Regions from separate parts of the Homo sapiens genome. Here region 1 is linked to region 2. A link is an interaction called in ENCODE POLR2A ChIA-PET data of the cell type or tissue named here. Cell type or tissue: Panc1. All regions are shown on one strand. Links, peaks and the distances in the headings refer to the core of each region. The heading gives the core; the rest is flanking DNA. Region 1 has its middle 43 kb from the start of DPY19L2. Region 2 overlaps SRGAP1 (SLIT-ROBO Rho GTPase activating protein 1).

Evidence for each region. ChIA-PET counts read pairs that join two places held together with the same protein. Peaks named below come from ENCODE experiments on the same cell type or tissue, not always from the same donor. Only the 100,000 strongest peaks of a DNase experiment are listed, where the experiment ranks them.
Region 1: POLR2A ChIA-PET joins it to region 2 with 10 read pairs; 1 of 35 experiments calls an interaction of 5 or more read pairs at or near these places.

Annotation. Positions count from the first base shown.
Region 1 is chr12:63,709,861-63,712,795 of GRCh38, forward strand. It overlaps the pseudogene LOC100418730. Among named protein-coding and RNA genes, the nearest start is that of DPY19L2, 43 kb to the left of the region's middle. In Panc1, for the core only: no CTCF peak of the experiment used is centred there; a DNase peak (open chromatin) is centred at 1,631.
Region 2 is chr12:64,038,047-64,040,981 of GRCh38, forward strand. All of the region lies in intron 4 of SRGAP1 (SLIT-ROBO Rho GTPase activating protein 1), which reads left to right. Among named protein-coding and RNA genes, the nearest start is that of KICS2, 180 kb to the right of the region's middle. In Panc1, for the core only: no CTCF peak of the experiment used is centred there; DNase peaks (open chromatin) are centred at 1,635 and 2,063; H3K4me3 peaks cover 893 bases; H3K27ac peaks cover 2,422 bases.

The DNA of each region.
Region 1 (2,935 bases), core at 330-2,829, 330 kb before region 2:
GGTACAGCATGTGACAAAGGGAGAATGAAAAATAAGTGGGAAATGAATACGTTAGTAAATACATATTAATAGTATTCAGGCCACTTGTAAAAAATATAAAGTTGTATGTCTATTTTATAATGTTTACCAAAATAAATACTACACAAGTCAAAGGTTTAAATGAAAAACTAAAAAGCAGTAAGATGATTAAAAAACCTATAGTAAATGTTTGTATTATTTTGGAGTGAGAAAAGTTTTCTAGGATAGAAATCAAAGAACGAGAGCAACAGATTTGGTGATAAAACCATCTATGTATCAAAAGCATAAATAAAAAGCTAATTTTCAAACTGGTAAAATGATTCCAACATATATGAACAATAAAATACTAATACTCTTGATACATAAGTAGCTTTTACAGCTCATTTAGAGAACAAGGTGAACAATCCAAAAAAAAAAAAAAAAAAAAAACCTAAGGACATAAACAGGCCAATTCCCAGGAGAAAATACAAATGTTCACCTATGAAACTGGCAAAGATGAAAAGACGATGATTATGTCGGACAAAGGTGTAAAGGAATGGTAACTGCTGTGAACAACCTTTCCTGAAGGAAACTTGGCAGTATGCATAAAATGCCTTAAAAACATATACAGTCATGTGCCACATCACAATGTTTCAGCCCACAACGTTTCACATATATGAAAGCGGTCCCCTAACATCAGAACGGAGCTGAAAAATGTCTATCACCTAGTGACATCATAGCCATCATAATGCAGCAGCACAACATGTTACTCACATGTTTGTATAAAATACATCATACTTGATTAATGATAATAAACAATGATGTTACTGGTTTGTATATGTACTATGCTATAATTTTTATAATTATTTCACAGTCTACTCCTTCTACTTATCAAAAAAAAAAAGTTAACCGTGAAACAGCTTCAGGCAGATCCTTCGGCAGGTATTCCAGAAGAAGGCATTATCATTACAGGAGATGTGTGTTATTGCCCCTGAAGACCTTCAGTGACAGAAGATGTGGAGGTGGAAGACAGTGATATTGATTATCCTGACCCAGGGTAGGCCTGATGTGTGTGATTATGTCTTAGGTTTTAACAAAAATGTTTAAAAAGTAAAAAAAAAAAAAAAAAAAAAAAAAAAAAAAAAAAAATTGAAAAAACTTAACGGAATAAGGATATAAAGAAAAAATGTTTTTGTACAGTTGTACAATGTGTATGTTTTAATCTAAATGTTACAGGAGAGTCAAAAAGTTAAAAAAAATAAAAAGTTTAAAAAGTAAAACAGTTATAATAAGCTAAGGTTAATTTATTCTTAAAGAAAAATATTCTTTATAAATTTAGTGTAGCCTAAGTGTACAGTGTTTATAAAGTCTTCAGTAGTGTACAGTAATGTCCTAGGCCTTCATATTCACTGACCACTCACCCAGAGCAAATTCCAGACCTTAAGCTTATACAGGTGCCTTATACAGGTGCCTTATACAGGTGTACCATTTTTTATGTTTTACACTGTATTTTTACTGTGCCTTTTTAATGTTTAGGTACATAAATACCTGCCCTTGCATTACAATTGCTTACAGTATTCAGTACAGTAACATGCAGCACAGTACGGTTTATAGGCTAGGATCAATAGGCCATACCAAATAGCCTATGTGTGTAGTAGGCTGTACCATCTGGGTTTGTGTAAATACACTCTATGATGTTTTCACAATGACAAAATCTCCAAACAATGCATTTCTCAGAATGCAGCCCTTCTGTTAAGTGACTCATGACTATACATCTTTCCACTTACATGAGGTACCCAGACTAGATAAATTCACAGATGCAGAAAGTAGGATACAGATTACCAGGGTCTCGAAGGGAAAGTAAATTGGAAGTTATTTTAATGGATACAGAGTTTCTGTTTGGGATGATGAAAACATTCTGGAAACGGATAGCAGTGATGGTTATGTGACATCATAAATGTACTTAATGTCACTGAATTGTACACTTTAAAATGGTTAAAATGGTCAATTTTATGTTATGTATATTTTACCACAATTTCTAAAACCTCCATTGCATGACTATGAATTTTATTAAACCATTCTCCTATTATTGAATATTTGGGTTCTTTTTCTAAATTTTTAAACAATTAAAAATAATACTATGATAAAAAAAAATACATCCTTTGACTCAGCATTTCAATTTGTGGATATTTATCTCATGGTAATAATTAAGAAGATGTGTAAAGATGTGCATTTTCCTCCTGGCACTATTTGTATCAGCAAAAAATCAGAAACCTAAATAACTAATGCATAGGATTAGTCAAATAAATTACAGCACATAATGGAAAATTAGAAAGCCAATAAAAAGTGTGCTGCAGACATATATCTATTTATATTAAGGAGAAATATTTAAAAATAATATGGTTGACAAGATAAACTTTAAAGGAAGTAAATGTTCATACGTGCATAAGAAAGTACCTGAAAGAATATATAATGGGGTTTTGCCAGGGGTCATCTCTAAGGAAATGGGTTTTAACTGCTTTTTTATGCTTTTTCTTACTTGTCCGTATTTTCTGATATTTTGGCAATGCACACAAACTCTTTTAGTAAAAAGAAAAAAATTTATTAAAAGAAACTTAATTTTGAATAAAACATAGATAACTCCTCCCAGTTATTTTTCTTTTCTCAGAAGTAACACTGTGCCTTTGTGTACTGGACAAAGTGAACCACATCCCCCCAGAAAAGAAACATAAAATGCCAACTGAATGACTGTCTAAAGCTTGTTATTATATGGAACCAGCCAATAATTGTTTTCCCAATCTGAGAAACTAGACATTAGATTATACAAAGATATCCCTTTGGGCTTTTGGTTTGCCTCTTGGTTGACCATAGTAGGTATATTACAAAGCAGTAATGAAAACACTTTCTATTTTTGCCAGTGAGGTGGGTTTTCTTTTAG
Region 2 (2,935 bases), core at 233-2,732:
TCTGGGTTCCCACCATTGCTGTGCCAGCTGTGTGACCTTGGACAAGTTACATAACCTCTCTTTGCCTCAGTTTTTTCATCAACATAAAGGGAAGAATAAAGGTACTTATTTCATAAGAGTTTCTAGAAGGATTAAATATGTTATTCGTAAAATGCTGAAAAGTATGTCTAGCACATAGTGAGCATTATATAATGCTTGCTAAAGTAAATTATACGTATATATGTACATATCTGTATATATTGTATACATAGATATATATAGTAAATACTCAATAAAATTTAAATTAAAAAAATACACACACAGGGACACACAATTTGGCATCCATGACGACCTTGTAAAGTAATCAAGAGGCATTAAATAATTTCCCGACACCTAGTAATTGTAGATCCATTCCTGGGATCCGTGTCTTCTAACTTTTGAGCCAGTAGTCAAAAAGTAGAAACTATATCATTAATCTATTGATCTCTCCAACACATATAGTTTTCAGATATATAGTGATTTCTTAACACGAAGCATTAAATTTGCTACAGGTATTTTTATTATTTTGATTTAAACTATAAGAGTAGTGTCAGATACATGATATGGCCATGTCAGTAAGAAAAAAATATTAACTTCTGTGCAAGTTATCATATAGGATATCCCAATCTCCTAAGGAAATTCATGACGTGGGTCGTTTTCTACTTGACTATTTTTTCAGCAGTTGAGGAAAAATGGAGCAAGAAAGATAAATTAGGTGTATTGAATGGAGAATTATGCATGAAGTTTTAGTAGAGAAGAATTCAAACAGGAAAATATGCTATGGGAGTACATTTACATGGCTATATGCCTGTCAGGTCATTTGGTATGCAAAGGCTTGTGTTTGCATTAAGCTGGTGGAGAAGCTGTTATTTTCTTTGCAGTATGTATTCAAAATGCACCTGTAAAAAATAAAAGCTTTCCTTTACTTCTCTGAAAAAGAAAGAGAACTGTCTGTTATTTTAAACACAAAATACATTTGACTTCTGTCAACAGCTTACATTTTAAATAATGCAGTTTGTACTTGCATTCATTATCTGCAATTAGAGTTCTCGAAAAAGCTTTTAGCGTTTATCTCCCCAACTTTTAAAATTCATTCACTGTAACTGTTAACATTTTAGTGAATAGTGGAAACCCTAAGACAAATTGGAAAACTCAACAAAGAAATTTGCTTTCCGGAAATTACCACCGAACTAGGTAGAGAATACTCAGCTATTGTGCTGAACCACATTATGATGAGATACACTCTTTTCTTTCCAGCGTTAGGTCAGACTCAAATGTTTTCCTTTTAACCCACACTAGTCAGTAAGGAACACCCTGCTGGCAGTCAGCGCAGTATCCTTTCTCTCAGGCTTAGTTTGTGCAAACTACCTGTTTATACTAGTCCTCAGTGTCCAAGTCAAGCAAGAGTCAGAAGTTCAGATTTTTTCTTTGCGATAATTTATTTAAAAGAAATATTTCTCAGATACTCGGGGTGGCCTGAGGTGCCTTTTCATCCAAGTGTAATGAGAGTCACATGTTCTCATTTCCTCACTCCTATTAGCAAGAATACAGACAGCTGAGCAACGTGTGTGTGTGTGTGTGTGTGTGTGTGTGTGTACACCCTCTCATTTTAAGATATAACTGGAACCAAGACCCAAATATAATAGTATGTGGGTTTGCTTCAGGCAGGGAATAACAAGAGCCAAGCCTAGAAAGAAATGCAAGGTGTGTGTAGATTCGTTGACCTTTTGCTGTTTGCCCAGCTGCGGGGTGACTCCCTTTTCATTTCCCAGCTGCTCAGCTGCTTCCTACTGCTATTTTATTTTGCTTTTAAACTGGAGTAGCCAACCAAACTTCTCCCAGACAGGTTCAATAATTACTAAAAACAGACAACTTTCCAATTACACACGGCTCAGAAAAAGCTGCCAGTGCTTTATATTTTAGCCCTTACTTTGTTCTGGCTCTGTAATGCCTTTAACATGATTTACCAGCTTACATTTTTAAGGAAAGCCATCATCAGATTTTATGAAAATAAGTAAAGGTTCTTCGTTAACCCCATGTTTTACCCTTCAAAATAGTCATCTTGAGAACATGTGTTAAGTTGAACCATAAGAAAATGCTGATTTTCCACCTTTTTAATAACCTACAGAAACATCAATTTCATATGGATTAACCTAAATAAATATATTTGTTCCAGTGATGCTTCCAGGTCTCAAACTATTTAAAAACTCATCTCTTGAAATGAGAAAAATCAAATTCATTACTTGAAAACATTGCATTATTCTCAACTTCTTAGACCTTAGTTATAAAATTGGCTCTGAGTAACGTGGTTATTTCCATATGAAATGAAGTCTGTCTTCTGGGGATGAGAATTTGACATCATTTATAATAAAGTACTGCCACAAATGCTTAGCACTGGGTGCCGAGTTCGGGTGTGCTCCTCGATACATCCTTTGCATTGGAGTCATCACACCTTACATGTGTTGTTTCTTTTAAGGAGCATAATTGTGCTCAAAATACACAGGTTTTCGAATTCACCCGGATGTCTGACATATGAAAGCATACTGAAATTATATTGGAAAAATTATGATTTTCAGATAAAATCTGTGACTCTGAAATCTGTGACTGTTACTCTCCTGTACCTAAGAATACAGAGATTACATACCGATTTATAGGTACCGTTATAAAAATAATGAATAGCTTGTTTATTATTTAAGAAAATATTTATTAAGCACCTATGTTGTCTGAAATACTTTCAGAGATAACACAATAGATCAGTTTATTTTAATTAGCTGAGTATAAAATTGGCAATATATTACTAAGTCTCAAAAATGTGCATATTCTCTAATGCTGCAATTCTATTTCTGAAAATTTGTCCTAGGAAATATGACACAATTTTGTACACAAACTTTTTTGTAACAATAATATAGCCAAAATG